Regions from separate parts of the Homo sapiens genome. Here region 1 is linked to region 2. A link is an interaction called in ENCODE POLR2A ChIA-PET data of the cell type or tissue named here. Cell type or tissue: Panc1. All regions are shown on one strand. Links, peaks and the distances in the headings refer to the core of each region. The heading gives the core; the rest is flanking DNA.

What was found. ChIA-PET counts read pairs that join two places held together with the same protein. Peaks named below come from ENCODE experiments on the same cell type or tissue, not always from the same donor. Only the 100,000 strongest peaks of a DNase experiment are listed, where the experiment ranks them.
Region 1: POLR2A ChIA-PET joins it to region 2 with 14 read pairs; 2 of 35 experiments call an interaction of 5 or more read pairs at or near these places.

Annotation. Positions count from the first base shown.
Region 1 is chr17:58,976,781-58,985,118 of GRCh38, forward strand. PPM1E (protein phosphatase, Mg2+/Mn2+ dependent 1E) reads left to right here. Exons shown (of 7, transcript NM_014906.5): 7 at 3,194-8,338. The coding sequence ends at 4,251. It also overlaps a transcript of TRIM37 not described here. Among named protein-coding and RNA genes, the nearest start is that of TRIM37, 130 kb to the right of the region's middle. In Panc1, for the core only: no CTCF peak of the experiment used is centred there; no DNase peak of the experiment used is centred there.
Region 2 is chr17:59,205,717-59,213,997 of GRCh38, forward strand. It overlaps PRR11 (proline rich 11), which reads left to right. Exons shown (of 10, transcript NM_018304.4): 10 at 1-993. It overlaps SMG8 (SMG8 nonsense mediated mRNA decay factor), which reads left to right and starts at 4,319. Exons shown (of 4, transcript NM_018149.7): 1 at 4,319-6,094; 2 at 6,625-6,770; 3 at 7,013-7,885. The coding sequence starts at 4,336. RefSeq lists an enhancer at 4,128-4,197. In Panc1, for the core only: no CTCF peak of the experiment used is centred there; a DNase peak (open chromatin) is centred at 4,285; H3K4me3 peaks cover 2,527 bases; H3K27ac peaks cover 1,425 bases.

The DNA of each region.
Region 1 (8,338 bases), core at 81-8,080, 230 kb before region 2:
GTATGTTCTGTTCCAAACTAACAGTTGCAGCAGTCTTTTAATTGAAGCACTAAAACAAGATTTTTGGGAACAGTGTGACTCAGATCACATTTATTTTTAGAGGCGGAATTCAAAAAATAATAATGATGATAATCATATAGTCAGGTAGAATAGGGGATGGGAACTTTAGTAAATTGGTGAAGGACACTGAATCCCATATTGGATTTTATTTATTATTTATTTTTAAATATCTTTTAAATTTTTGCATTTTCTGCTTAAATAGATTGAGTTTTAATGAGCTCTAACAGGCTATGGAGGCACCTTAGCATATAAGTGAAGTTGATTAAATCAAAAGCATGCTTGGGAAAGATGGTTTTGACTCCTGTAAGAAATAATGAATGAGGGCTGGGCGCGGTGGCTCACACCTAGAATCCCAGCACTTTGAGAAGCCCAGGTGGGTAGATCACAAGGTCAGGAGTTCAAGACCAGCCTGACCAACATGGTGAAACCCTGTCTCTACTAAAAACACAAAAATTAGCTGGGTATTGTGGTGCGTGCCTGTAATCCCAGCTACTTGGGAGGCTGAGGCAGGAGAATTGCTTGAATCCGGGAGGTGGAGGTTGCAATGAGCTGAGATCACACCACTGCACTCCAGTCTGGGCCACAGTGAGACTCTGTCTCAAAAAAAAAAAAAAAAGAAATAATGAATGAATGAATGGAGAAGAGCCTAGATATGAGTAAGATGAGAGGTTGTGTTTGTGAATGGAAGGAGTGAAATGAACATTTATAATGTCGAAGACTAATTTCTTACCTAATAGATATACTAACTCAGGTAATTATATTAATTATTTGTTGCTCTGTGTATCTAATCATGCAACCTGCTAGATAGGGCATGTGCCCACATTGGTTCTAGCAGAGTTATCCATAGGGTTCCTAATGAGCTTTCTAGCCTATTTGAGGATTAAACAGGGATGTTAAATGTTGGAAAGAAACTTTTTTTTGAGACAGAGTCTCCCTCTGTCATCCAGGCTGGAGTGCAGTGGCGCAATCTGGGCTCACTGCAACCTCTGCCTCCTGGGTTCAAACAATTCTCCTGCCTCAGCCTCTTGAGTAGCTGGGACTTTGCATGCATGCCACCAGGCCCGGCTAATTTTTGTATTTTTAGTAGAGACAAGGTTTCACCATGATGGCCAGGCTGGCTTCGTACTCCCGACCTCAAGTATCCTCCCGCCTTGGCCTCCCAAAGTGCTGGGATTACAGGCATGCGCCTGGCCAACTTTCTTGTGTCAAAGAGAACCTATAACAGATACTAGAAATAATGAATATATAGTCAGATTACTCAAGTGAGTTTATCTTCATTTTAATATTCCCTGAGTCAAAAAGTTCGGTTTTAGTGCAATGGAAAGGATAGTAATTGATGAGAGTTGTGTAGGTGACAAGTAGAAGAGCTAGGATTTGGACCCAGGCAGTCTGACACTAGTGCTGGTGTCCTTAACCACTAAGCAATATGCCACTGCTATACAGTAAAGCCCTTTGTAAATATCTGGAGTTTATTTCTTGTTTTTATAATACTATGTAATGATGATTTATGATACCCTACTCTAGGAATTATTGCTCAGTACCCTGTGTGTGGTTTTGTTTTTATTTTTTTGTAAAGAAGTGAATGAGAGGCCAGATGCGGTGGCTCATGCCTGTTATCCCAGCACTTTGGGAGGCCGACACAGGCAGATTATCAGAGGTCAGGAGTTCGACGCCAGCCTGGCCAATATGGTGAAACCCCGTCTCTAATAAAAATATAAAAATTAGCCAGGTGTGGTGGCGTACGCCTGTAATCCCAGCTACTCCGGAGGCGGAGGCAGGAGAATTGCTGGAACCTGGGAGGCAGAGGCTGCAGTGACCCGAGATTGTGCCACTGCACTCCAGCCTGGGCGACAAAAAATAAAAATAAAAATAAAAAAGTGAATTGAGAGTCCCTTGTTGTAGTCATAAGCTATTTGGTTACCTCATAGGCTAAGGACCCTTTTGCTGCACTCTCACAAGGTACCTAAAGGAATGTAATCAATGTAAACAATGAATGGATTTGGAAGTGCTCTGGATCTGAAAGCCCTAAATGATCAATTATCTCAGTAGTCTGGTGATAGAAACCTAGTTTAGTGTGGTCCCAAGGTCTGCAGTCTCGCTCCTACCCCAAGCACCCTACTCTCCAACTGTACATTACTCCCTAACAGTTGCCTCTGCCTTTGCTTATCCTGTTCCCTCAATTGAGGCAACTTCTCTGCCTGGTGATAACTAACTTACCCTTCAGGACCAGCTCAGATGTCATTCTGTGAGAGGACGAAGCTAAGCAAGAAAAGGAAGAGAGAAAGGCCCAGAAAGACCTTGGGTTCTCACAGTTGTTAATGAGTGGGGAAATGCACAATAACAATAAAGACAGAAGTGGGGCGATGAGCAGAGCCATATGAAGAATATGGCAGTCTCTAAATATAAGAGAAAAATGGCCATACATTTTGTCTGTTCTCTAGAAGTTACAGGTAAAGCACCACTAAAAAATAGAAAGCCAAGTGGGTTGGGAATCAAGAAAACTGCATTCAGCTCCCATGTGTGAGGCCTTGGGTCAGCCACATAACTCCTCCTGGCTTAAGGGAGTTAGACTTGATTTATAAAATCTCGTGTAACTCAAACCTTCCTTCGTGCTCGCAGCATGAAGCTATTTATTGATTTCTAAACAAGAATAGAACAAAAATTATTTAATGAAGAGAATGATCAGAGCTTTGGTTTGCTTCTTTCAATGTGGGCTTGTTTTCAAATTTCAATTAAATCAAAACCACCTGCAAAAGAACAGATCTACTGAATCAACCATGTCTTCCTACACAGTGTACTGAATTTTTCAGTACAGCAACAAACTTTTAGATCTGACATTGTTGTTACACTCAGCTAAGCCTAAATCATAGCCAGAGGTGCAGATTCAGAGTCTAAGCTAGGTAAGGACTTATGCCCAGTAACTAGCAATTATTTAACTGGGAGTAAGGAGTAAGCAGATCTGATTACCAGAGAATTTAAGTATTTTGTCAAAAACTATTTTATAAATTCTTTCCAGTCAAGTCAGTTCACAATCCAGTAAGCTGTGATCAGAGTCATGGCATTGGTCATAAACGTTCTTAGCATGCAAGGTAAAACAAATGCTAATGATGCCCCTACACTCTGCTTCCCGCAGGAGATGCTGAACATAAGCCATATATCTGTGGGGATGCAGATTCTGCCTCCACTGTTCTGGATGGGACCGAAGACTACCTCATTCTGGCCTGTGATGGCTTCTATGACACCGTGAACCCTGATGAGGCAGTGAAAGTTGTGTCCGACCACCTGAAAGAGAATAATGGAGACAGCAGCATGGTTGCCCACAAATTAGTGGCATCAGCTCGTGATGCTGGGTCAAGTGATAACATCACGGTTATTGTGGTATTCCTGAGGGACATGAACAAAGCTGTAAATGTTAGTGAGGAATCAGATTGGACAGAGAACTCTTTTCAAGGAGGGCAAGAAGATGGTGGGGATGATAAGGAGAATCATGGAGAGTGCAAACGCCCTTGGCCTCAGCACCAGTGCTCAGCACCAGCCGACCTAGGCTATGATGGGCGTGTGGATTCATTCACTGATAGAACTAGCCTGAGCCCAGGGTCCCAAATCAACGTGCTGGAAGACCCAGGCTACCTAGATCTCACACAAATAGAAGCAAGCAAACCTCACAGTGCCCAGTTTTTGCTACCAGTTGAGATGTTTGGTCCTGGTGCACCAAAGAAAGCAAATCTTATTAATGAGTTAATGATGGAGAAAAAATCAGTTCAGTCATCATTGCCTGAATGGAGTGGTGCTGGAGAGTTTCCCACTGCTTTCAATTTGGGTTCAACAGGGGAGCAGATATACAGAATGCAGAGCTTGTCTCCTGTCTGTTCAGGGTTGGAAAATGAACAGTTCAAATCCCCGGGAAACAGAGTTTCTAGATTGTCTCATTTACGCCACCACTACTCAAAGAAGTGGCACAGATTCAGGTTTAATCCAAAGTTTTATTCATTTCTCTCTGCTCAAGAGCCTTCCCACAAAATAGGCACTAGCCTGTCCTCACTTACTGGAAGTGGGAAGAGAAATAGGATAAGAAGTTCTCTGCCATGGAGGCAAAATAGTTGGAAAGGGTACAGTGAAAACATGAGGAAGCTCAGAAAGACTCATGATATTCCATGCCCAGATCTTCCTTGGAGCTATAAAATAGAATAATTTTTCTTTCAAGTAGGTTAGCTAGCTCTCCCCCAATAAAAATACCACTATCAGAGTAGAAACAAGGTAGACATTTCTAAAACATATGTGCTTCATTATGAATCCATGGATGGCTCAATTCTTAAATGTAAATAGATCTCTAGGAAACTCAAAGTACAGTGTTTTCAATCTAAAAAGAAGTATTGGCAGTTTCACTTGCAAAATTACACAGCTGGTCCCTGTGATGTGTCTCGACACCAATACACAACCCCCTTCCCACCATCCTTCATGTCACTAGATACACAACCCCCTTCCCACCATCCCTTCAGTCACTAGTGGAAGCTTTCAAGTTAGTTATTTCAGTCAGGATATACAGTGTTGAAATCTCAATGCAGTTGAAATCTGGTCTGATGTGCCTAATTTATCTGTGGAAAATTTAATGCTGAATTACATTTGGTTGGGAAATGTCCCTCAAAATCCTGGGCACTATGAAGGAACCCCCTGCCCCCTCACCTTTTTGGGTAGGTAAAAGACTAAAAGCCATATGGATTTTAACTGATAACAATGAAAGTGGTAAATCAGTGTAAAAGTGTCATATTCTCAGACTTGTGAGGCGGTTTATAGTCAGAAAGATTTACGGATTTTTTTCCTGTAACATAAAAGATTGTGAACTTTTTTTAATTAAAAAATATTTCCTAGGGCTGTAGTTATTTGGGAGTTTCATAACCTGTTATGGTGCTTTTGGTGGAAATTTTTATTATTTAGCATTTTAGGAGACCGCTGTCAACTGGTTTTAATCTATGATGCTAATGTGTTTTCCACTGTACCCTCATCTCAGGAATAAAACTGCTTTAACGGAGATGATGTCAGGTACAAATACACTATAGAGTCAAAATACCATTTACAAAGAAAATCAAAAGCATTTCTATATTTTGTCTTTTTTTAGTTCAGACAGCAAAGGCATGTACTACTATAAAATACAAAGTGATTTTAGAGAATGAAAAATGCTACTTTTATCTTCTCTAAAATTATTTCCCCCAAGGTAGTGAAGTAATTGGAATGAAGGAGGCTGAAAGTATTGTCTAAAGTGAGCCCAGAGGCCACTGAGAATGCAGATTACTGACAGCCAGGTCTGTTTAGTTGTAATTGGAAGACACATGAGTGTCCTGCTTACATGTAGCTTCAGACTGCAGAGACAGGACGTGTGCTTTTCATTTCAATATTTAGTTATATTTGATATTTTGAAACTGTCTGCTTTTTGCTATTTCTGCAGTTTCAAGTTAGTTAGAAGCATGTTGTCAACTAAAGACAACAAACTATCAGATTCATTCATTCAGTGAAGCAGCCTCTGATTCTCTAAGAGTCACGAATGTCTTAGTGTTACCCTCCCCTAGTCAACAGCAGACCAGCCTGGCCAATGCCTATGGGTGGCCCCTCTGGAGTGCTCACTAACAAGGGTGAGTGCTCTCGCTAAGAAGTGTCCCCCGCCTAATCATGTGTTTATAGGATAGTACACGTTCCCCAGGCCCATAACAGAGGACTAAAATCTCTGAATTTTAAAGACACAGATGACTGGCATATTTTGGATACCAGTATAGCTATATCAAATAGACAAAAACAGCTTCACTTTAGCAATGATCAGATTGTTAATCTACAGATTTTATTTTTTAAAATTTGGATGTAAGTAGAGACTTTCAGTATTTGTTTTCTCTTGATTTTGAAGTCATTTCTTCTTCTCACGTCTGTGACAAATGGTTGAAAAGGAGTCAACATGGCCCCAACTATAGTGCCGGAACCTTTTCATCATTCTGAGGCTTTGCCCCACACATGGTCCTCACTCATATCTGTCACCTTCTGAAGCCTAGATCTTGTTAACCCATCAGGTGCAGTGTCAGTTTCAAATCAAATTATCTAAGAAAACAAGAAAACAAAGGCAGCAGACTATTGGTACACATTATAGTCCAAAGTGCTTAGCGAAGTAAAAAAAAAAGCTTTTTAAAATTTCTATTGTTGTCTATTGGTAATGTTTTTGATCAGAATAAAGAGGGTAAAGGGAAAAAGTTACTACACATGCTAGGCTTTCTCAGTGGGGAAAAAAATGGCTGGATAGAACTGGGACAAACACAGACCCATCTTTAGGGGTCTGGATTTTGTAGGTCCGACTACACAGCAGTGTTAACTCATTTCTCATGCCATTAGCTCTCTACAAAATAAAGCAAAGTAGTTCTAGTGTGGTCGTTATAAACCAATATTGTGAAAAATAGCAACTATTCATTTGTTCACAACATGCGTATTTATAGAGTAGTTAGGTACCATTTGTAAGGTAAATCCTTTAAAATTCTATAATACATACTAAAATAGTGGTTATTGGTCTGATATATGCTGCTCTTGGTTCTATAAACTAGATAAAAGCAGTGCTTTGTGAAATGCAGTGTTCTCTCTTAACGCCACTGGTGATAGGAAGTAGTTCCCTTCAGTTCAAATCCTGTGCCCTTATTTGCTGCTTGCTGACGTAAGCAATAAGTAACCCTCTAACTAATGGTATCTACATATTTCTGTAACTTGTATTTAATGATGGTGTACCTGGTGATTGTAAAAATATTAGACAGATATAAAAGTATCTATATAATATCTATAAACTGTTAATGCTGAGGTATAGTCTGTGAATTATGTGTTTTGTATTTTTATTCATTGTGTAATTTAGTGGTGGTGAAAGTTCTACACTCAATCCTTAAAGAGTGGCAGTATCCCTTTTTCAATTTAACATGGTCTGCATCAATCTGTTTGCCTGCTAAACAAGTTAGAATAGGAAATAGTAAAATAAATCCAAACAAGAGTGTAATATTGGTTAGGGAAACAAACTTCAGGTCACCAACTGAAGTCATTACAAACTCCTTGTACATTCACTGTGAGTTTCAAAGGGAGTCAGTCCCTAATTTACAGGTTTCCTTTGTTCACTTTCTAGATGTGTACTTTTGAGGGACATGAGGTTAGGCAACATTACAGCAACACACACTGGGGCTATTAATCCCATTTAGGTCTGTACTAAAGAGGATGGGTAGAAACACATATGTATATACCTTTTCTTTACCTAGAAGTGCCATCCATTGTCCTTGAATTATTATGATTAAAGTTACTGTTGCATTTAGGAGGCTCCTTGAAAGTAACACCTTTTCCAAGGACAATGGCAACAATGTCAATGTCAACACTGAGTCTAATTTTGACCACATTTATAGTGGTATAGTGTCAATACTGCATTTTCATGACAACCACACTCCACTGTTGAAACACTGTGCCAGTGAGAAGTGCAACATCCAGTGGGCAGATGAAAATGATGCATGGCCAAGTTCAGTGTTTACAGATAAAACTGCTGTGGTTCAAGTGCTTCCTTCCCCATCAAATCCTTGATAAGGCTTTGTGGGAAAATGATCTAAATTATTGTTTTAATTTTTAAACCTAATTTATTCACTCAGTGAACATTCTTACCTAAGCAAGGCTATAAAAGGGAATACTACAGTTTTGTCCACACTTTAATTTGAGACCATTTTTCTTTGAATCGTAAGTTAGCAAAAGAAATTTTTTTCACCTTTGAAAATCACGTGATGTTAAAGGACAAATGCCCACTCTTCTATTCTGATCTGCAAATAGCTTAAATGTCTCTTGCAAAACAAAGTAAGATACCACCAGTATTACAACACAATGATTTTCCAGACAAATGGTATGGTGTTGAAAAATAACTGTTACTTCTTAAAGCAGCATTTTATCTTCTATTTTGAAGACTATTTATTGTAATAATTAGAAAACATGAAATAGGGAACTCCAGACTGACACAGCAGTTGTTTTTGAAAAGGAAATAAACTTTGATGAATTAGATAATCCAGATACATCATTGTAAACTCTTACTCTAGGTGCTCTTTGGTGAGAGACAGGCTTTGTTCTCTTGTTCATAACATTTCTCTGCAAAGAATTCTCTATGGAGTGAAGCGAATGAAGTGAATAATTTCTTACCAAATAAATTTATCAATTTACAAATCTGCTCTACATCTCACTTTTGAGTTCAGTTGTAGTCATGAGTGATCCTTCATATTTTATTAAAAGTGTTCATTCA
Region 2 (8,281 bases), core at 282-8,281:
ATGTTAAGTATAGAAAAATATATAAATTAAAAAATTATAGGCTTGGGGGCCAGGCACAGTGGCTCACACCTGTAATCCCAGCACTTTGGGAGGCCGAGGTGGGTGTATCACTTGAGGTCAGGAGTTTGAGACCAGCCTGGCCAACATGGTGAAACCCCGTCTCTACCAAAAAAAATATATAAAAATTATCTGGGTGTGGTGGCATGTGCCTATAGTCTCAGCTTCTCAGAAGACTGAGGCGTGAGAATCACTTGAACGATGGAAGTGGAGGTTGCAGTGAGCTGAGATCACACTACTGCACTACAGTCTGGGCAACAGAGTGAGACCTTGTCTCAAAAAAAAAAGAAAGAAAAAGAAAAATGCTTTATGGCCCAGTGCAGTGGCTCACACCTATAATCCTAGCACTTTGGGAGGCTAAGGCAGGAGGTTCGCTTGAGGCCAAGAGTTCAAAACAAGCCTGGGCAACACTGCAAGACCCCAACTCTACAAAAAACGAAAAATTAGCCGGGAGCGGTGATGTGTGCCTGTAGTCCCAGCTACTCAGGAGACTGAGGTGGAAGAATCACTTGAGCCCGGGAGGTTGAGGCTGCAGTGAGCTGTGTTTATACCACTGCACTCCAGCCTGCTGGGTAACAGAGCAAGACTCCATCTCAAAAAGAAAAGAAAAAATGCTTTGCTACATAATGAGGCCAGGCAAAAAAAAAAAGTCCTGTGGAAATCATATAGACAAACATTTGCAAAGCTGCTACTGCCATTGTACCAGTGTTAAAATGTGTTCTACCTTGCATCTTTTACTGATTTTTATGACAGATTTTATATTGTAACCATTTGAGAACTCTGTAAGTGCTATGGCTTCCTTAAACTACGATTTATCATATGCTCCCAGTGTTTACTTTGAGACTGAATGGCAACCAGAGAATGTAAACAACCAAGGTGCATCTGGTTATGTTTTAAAATAAAGATTAATAAAAGTTTTGGTTTTTCTCTTTCTAACCTTCTTTTTAAACTAGAAATATAATACCTATAGAAAAGTAAATGTTGGCCGGGTGCGGTGGCTCATGCCTATAATCCCAGCACTTTGGGAGGCCGAGGCAGGCAGATCACCTGAGGTCAAGAGTTCGAGACCAGTCTGGCCAACATGGTGAAACCCTGTCTCTACTAAAAATACAAAAATTAGCCGGGCATAGTGGCAGACACCTGTAATCCCAGCTACTGGGAAGGCTGAGCCAGAATGGCTTGAACCTGGGAGGCAAAGGTTGCAGTGAGCCGAGATCGCCCCATTGTACTCCAGCTTGAGCAACAAGAGCGAAACTGTCTCAAAAAAAAAAAAAGTATATGTTAAGTATAGAAAAATATATAAATTAAAAAATTATAGGCTTGGGGGCCAGGCACAGTGGCTCACACCTGTAATCCCAGCACTTTGGGAGGCTGAGGTGGGAGGATCACTTGAGGCCAAGAGTTTGAAACCAGTATGGGCAACATTGCAAGACCCTGTCTCTACAAAAAACAAAAAATTAGCCGGGCATGGTGGCATGTGCCTGTAGTCCCAGCTACTCGGGAGACTGAGGTGGGAGAATCACTTGAGTCCAGGAGGTTGAGGCTCCAGCGAGCAGTGTTCATACCACCTGCACTCCAGCCTGCTGGGTGACAGAGCAAGATGCTGTCTCAAAAAAAAAAAAAAAAAAAAAAGAAAGAAAAAAGAAAAATGCTTTGCTATATAACGAAGCCAGGCAGGAAAAAAAAGTCCATATAGATAAACATTTGCAAAGCTGCTACTGCCATTGTACAGTGTTAAAATGTGTTCTACCTTGCATCTTTAAATAAAGATTAATAAAAGTTTTGGTTTTTCCCTTTTTAACCTTTTTTTTTAACTAGAAATAATAATACCTATAGAAAAGTATATATTGGCCGGGCGCAGTGGCTCACGCCTGTAATCCCAGCACTTTGGGAGCCCAAGGCAGGTGGATCATGAGGTCAGAAGATCAAGACCATCCTGGCTAACACGGTGAAACCTGGTCTCTACTAAAAATACAAAAAATTAGCCGGGCGTGGTGGCAGGCGCCTGTAGTCCCAGCTACTTGGGAGGCTGAGGCAGGAGAATGGCATGAACCCGGGAGGCAGAGCTTGCAGGGAGCTGAGATCACGCCACTGCACTCCAGCCTGGGCAACAGAGTGAGACTCTGTCTCAAAAAAACAAAAAAGTATATAGTAAGTATAGAAAATATATGAATTAAAAAATCAATGCCGAGCGTGATGGCTCAAACCTATAATCCCAGCACTTTGGGAGGCCGGGGTGGGCAGATCACCTGGGGTTGGAAGTTCGAGACCAGCCTGGCTAACGTGGGGAAACCCCATCTCTACTAAAAATACAAGTTTAGGTGGGCGTGGTGGTACGTGCTTGTAATCCCAGCTACTTGGGAGGCTGAGGCAGAAGAATTGCTTGAGGAGACGGAGACAGGGAATAGGAGATGGAGGTTGCCGTGATCCCAGATAGCACCACTGCACTTCAGCCTGGGTGACAGAGTGAGACTCTGTCTCACAAAAAAAAAAAAAAAAAATTTTAGGCCGGAGGCGAGGTGTGGTGGCTGACACCTGTAATCCCAGCACTTTGGGAGGCCGAGGTGGGTGGATGATGTGAGGTCGGGAGTTCGAGACCAGCCTGGCCAACATGGTGAAACACCATCTCTACTAAAAATACAAAAATTAGCCGCCCATGGTGGTGCACCTGTAATCCCAGCTCCTTGGGAGGCTGAGGCAGTAGAATCACTTGAACCTGGGAGGTGGAGTTTGCAGTGAGCTTAGATTGCACCACTGTACTCCACTCTGGGCAACAGAGCAAGACTCTGTCTCAAAATATATATAATATATATTATTATGTATATATATAATATATATTATTATGTATATGTGTAATATATATTATTATGTATATATATAATATATATATTATATCATAATCCCTTCCCTCACTAAGTAATCACTGACCTACTTGGTACAATAAATATTTCCTTGCTTTTAGTAAGAACACACCCCTAAATGCAATGGTTTATTTTGCTTGCTTTTGAACTCTATAGAAATAAAATCAGGCCTGGCGCAGTGGCTCTCGCCTGTAATCCCACCACTTTGGGAGGCCGAGGCGGGCAGATCATGAGATCAGGAGATTGAGACTATCCTGGCCAACATGGTGAAATCCTGTCTCTATTAAAAATACAAAAGTTAGCTGGGTGTGGTCTCACGCACCTGTAATCCCAGCTACTTGGGAGGCTGAGGCAAGAGAATCACTTGCACCGGGGAGCCGGAGGTTGCAGTGAGTCGAGATCGCGCCACTGAACTCTAGCCTGGCCACAGAGCAAGACTGCATCTCCAAAAAAAAAAAAAAAAAAAAAAAAAAATAGAATTATAGGGTATATACACTTTTGTTTCTGATTTCTTTCAATCAACATTTATTTTAAAGATTCAGTCATGTTATTGTATAGTGCTATAGATAATTTTTTTAGATTCAAAGATTTTTATTTTTTACAAAACCCCAGAATAATAAACGTTATAATTATACATTTAAATCTGGTTGTAAGTTTTATCCTGGCAGCTATTTGTCAATATGCCTTCTAGTTAGAGAGGTTCTGCAAGTTATAATTTACATACAAAGATATTTCGCAATTTTTTTTTTTTTTGAGACGGAGTCTCACTCTGTCGCCCAGGCTGGAGTGCAGCGGGGTGATCTCGGCTCACTGCAACCTCCACCTCCTGGTTCGAGCAATTCTCCTGCCTCAGCCTCCTGAGCAGCTGGAACTACAGGTATGCGCCACCACGCCTAATTTTTGCTTTTTTTTTTTTTTTTTTTTTTTTTTTTAGACGGTTTTCGCTCTTGTTGCCCAGGCTGGAGTGCAATGGTGTGATCTCGGTTCACTGCAACTTCCGCCTCCCGGGTTCAAGCGATTGTCCTGCCTCAGCCTCCCGAGTAGCTGGGATTACAGGCGCCCGCCACCACGCCCGGCTAATTTTCGTATTTTTAGTAGAGATGGGGTTTCACCATGTTGGCCAGCCTGGTCTCGAACTCCTGACTTCAGGTGATCCGCCCGCCTTGGCCTCCCAAAGTGCTAGGATTACAGGCGTGAGCCACCGCAGTAGTCCCAGTTTTGTTTTGTTTTTTTGTTTTTTGTTTTTGATATCTCAATTCCTACAGTTGAGGAAACAAACTAGGAGAGGAGAAGAGGAGGCGGAACTCAAGTGACGGGAAAGCAGGAACTGAAGAAGCGGAGGAAGGATTTCAAAATTGGACGAAAGCCGGTCGGTTTTACTAACGGACCGGAAGGACTCTAGAGAACGCTCTGCACTATGGCTGGTCCCGTGAGCTTGCGAGACCTTCTAATGGGAGCATCAGCCTGGATGGGCTCTGAAAGTCCCGGAGGGTCCCCTACTGAGGGCGGAGGGAGCGCGGCTGGCGGACCGGAGCCTCCATGGCGGGAGGATGAGATCTGCGTTGTGGGAATCTTCGGCAAGACGGCTCTACGCCTGAATTCCGAGAAGTTCTCTCTTGTGAATACGGTGTGCGACCGACAGGTCTTTCCTCTCTTTCGCCACCAAGATCCTGGGGATCCAGGACCTGGAATCAGAACTGAGGCTGGCGCCGTGGGTGAGGCCGGTGGAGCCGAGGACCCTGGGGCTGCAGCCGGGGGTTCAGTTCGGGGAAGTGGAGCTGTCGCGGAAGGTAACCGAACTGAGGCAGGCTCCCAGGACTACAGCCTTCTGCAGGCCTACTACAGTCAGGAAAGCAAAGTTCTGTATCTTCTCCTCACCTCCATCTGTGACAATTCACAGCTTCTCCGGGCTTGTCGGGCTCTTCAGAGCGGGGAAGCTGGAGGTGGACTCTCTTTACCTCATGCAGAAGCACACGAGTTCTGGAAGCATCAAGAGAAGCTGCAGTGCCTCAGTCTCCTTTACCTATTCTCTGTCTGTCATATCTTGCTTCTGGTCCATCCCACTTGTTCCTTTGATATCACTTATGATCGAGTATTCAGAGCCCTGGATGGGCTGAGACAGAAGGTCCTGCCGCTCCTTAAAACAGCCATTAAGGATTGTCCAGTTGGCAAAGACTGGAAGCTAAACTGCCGACCTTGCCCACCTAGACTCCTTTTCCTCTTTCAACTCAATGGAGCCCTCAAGGTAGAACCTCCTCGGAACCAAGACCCAGCTCATCCAGACAAGCCCAAGAAACATTCTCCCAAAAGGAGGCTGCAGCATGCCCTGGAGGACCAGATCTATAGAATCTTCCGGAAGAGTCGTGTCTTGACTAATCAGAGCATCAACTGCCTCTTTACTGTGCCTGCCAACCAAGCTTTCGTGTACATAGTACCGGGAAGCCAGGAGGAGGACCCAGTAGGTATGTTGCTGGACCAACTTAGGAGTCATTGTACTGTGAAGGACCCGGAATCTTTGCTGGTGCCTGCACCCCTTTCTGGGCCTAGGCGATACCAGGTGATGAGGCAGCACAGCCGACAACAACTTTCCTTTCACATTGACAGCAGCAGTTCCAGTTCTTCAGGCCAGCTAGTGGATTTCACTCTTCGGGAATTCCTATGGCAGCATGTGGAGCTAGTTCTAAGCAAGAAAGGTTTCGATGACAGTGTGGGCAGGAACCCACAGCCTTCCCATTTTGAACTTCCTACTTATCAGAAGTGGATCTCAGCAGCTTCAAAACTGTATGAGGTGGCTATTGATGGGAAAGAAGAGGACTTGGGGTCACCCACTGGAGAGCTAACATCTAAGATTTTAAGCAGTATTAAAGTCTTGGAAGGATTTTTGGATATTGACACAAAATTCTCAGAAAACCGATGCCAAAAAGCTTTACCCATGGCCCACAGTGCCTACCAGTCAAATTTGCCTCATAATTACACAATGACTGTCCATAAGAATCAGCTTGCCCAGGCTCTTCGAGTGTACAGTCAACATGCTAGAGGTCCAGCATTTCACAAATACGCCATGCAGTTACATGAGGACTGCTACAAATTTTGGAGCAATGGCCATCAGCTCTGTGAGGAGAGGAGTTTAACTGATCAACACTGTGTGCACAAATTTCACTCATTACCTAAATCAGGTAGCTAAAATTTGTTCAGCATTTTGAAATAAAAACTTTGAGCTGTGTTTTCATTCTTGTTTTAAGATAGTCTGTTCACTATGTATTGATATTTTAGAAAGAGCCCTACAGAAATTTAGGTGCATCAGCTATACGTTTTCTCTCCTGCTGTAAAAGGAAAATATCAGCTATGACTACTTTCTTATTTTTTTTCATTTAAAGGATACGTCCTAGTGAATTGGTAAGTGAGAATTATTAAGTAGTATAAAATTTCAGACATCTCATATTAACACTTTGCCTTGGAGGATTTGTAGAACTAAAATGAATGTTATGTTAGATGATGGTACATGATAATGGTAGCAGGAGGAAAAATTCACTTAAAAACTCTAAACTTTACATTTATAATATAAAGTATTTTATATACTTTCACTTGCTTCTTCTGTTATGTGTATTTAGGTAAGGTTTTTGTTTGTGGGGTTAGATGTTGTAGAATGCAAAGTAAATTCGCACATTGTGTTTATGAAATTAATAGTGGCTGTTATATTTTCCAGGAGAAAAACCAGAGGCTGATAGAAATCCGCCTGTGCTATATCACAATAGCCGAGCTCGATCTACTGGTGCTTGCAACTGTGGAAGGAAACAAGCACCTCGAGATGATCCCTTTGATATCAAAGCAGCCAATTATGACTTCTATCAGGTAGACTCTGAATTTTTTCTTCTTCCTCTTCTGTCTTTTTTTGTTAAATATCATCTGAGTAAAAACATATTTTCAATAGCAGAGTAAGTAGAAAAGCAAATGCAACTGCAGTATAATATATAAACAGGAGCAAATTCTTTATGTGTACATATTTACTTACACATCAATTATTGATCTTGTTAGAATGAAGAATATTATTTAAAATGAAAAACTTACTGGATTTTTTTTCTTACCCTCTATAGCTTCTGGAAGAAAAGTGTTGTGGAAAATTGGATCATATCAATTTCCCAGTATTTGAACCAAGTACTCCAGATCCTGCTCCTGCTAAAAATGAATCCTCTCCTGCTCCTCCAGATTCGGATGCTGATAAACTTAAAGAAAAAGAACCTCAAACCCAAGGAGAGAGCACGAGCCTGAGTTTAGCTTTGAGTTTGGGCCAATCCACAGATAGCTTAGGTACCTATCCAGCTGATCCACAAGCAGGAGGAGATAATCCAGAAGTTCATGGTCAAGTAGAAGTGAAAACTGAGAAGAGGCCAAACTTCGTTGATCGACAGGCATCCACAGTTGAGTATCTCCCAGGCATGCTACATTCAAATTGCCCTAAAGGTCTCCTACCCAAATTCTCCAGCTGGTCTTTGGTTAAACTAGGCCCTGCTAAGTCTTATAACTTTCATACAGGTTTGGACCAACAGGGCTTTATTCCAGGAACAAATTATCTTATGCCTTGGGACATTGTCATCAGGACTAGAGCTGAAGATGAAGGAGACTTAGACACAAACTCTTGGCCTGCTCCAAATAAAGCTATTCCTGGAAAGAGAAGTGCGGTTGTAATGGGAAGAGGAAGACGGCGAGATGACATAGCTCGAGCTTTTGTGGGCTTTGAATATGAAGACTCTCGAGGTCGGAGATTCATGTGCTCTGGGCCTGACAAAGTAATGAAAGTAATGGGAAGTGGGCCAAAGGAATCAGCTTTAAAAGCCCTAAATAGTGACATGCCCTTATATATTCTGTCATCCTCTCAAGGTAGAGGGCTGAAACCTCATTATGCTCAACTTATGAGGCTTTTTGTTGTGGTTCCTGATGCTCCTTTGCAGATAATACTAATGCCTCAGGTAAGAAATATAACCCTCTGCAGCCCCAAACAAGTAAAAAATGCTGATGTTTGTTTTGATTGATTTTAAAAAGTACAAGTTAGCCTCAAAACTAATTATTTCAGGCTGAGGGCAGTGGCTCATGCTTGTAATCCCAGAACTTTGGGAGGCCAAGGTGGGAGGATTGCTTGAGCCCAGGAGTTTAAGACCAGCCTGAGCAACATAGTGAGACTTGTATCTCTACAAAAAATTAAATTAAAAAACGAATTATTTAATTAAACAGGTCTTAAATTTAAATACCTTCCATACCTAATATTCTGTTTTTTAAAAAATACATTGTGGGTATTTTAATCCGTTCATGCTATCAATTCACATCATTTCATTCAAAGGCAGAACTTGAAGTTAAAATTCTGGAGA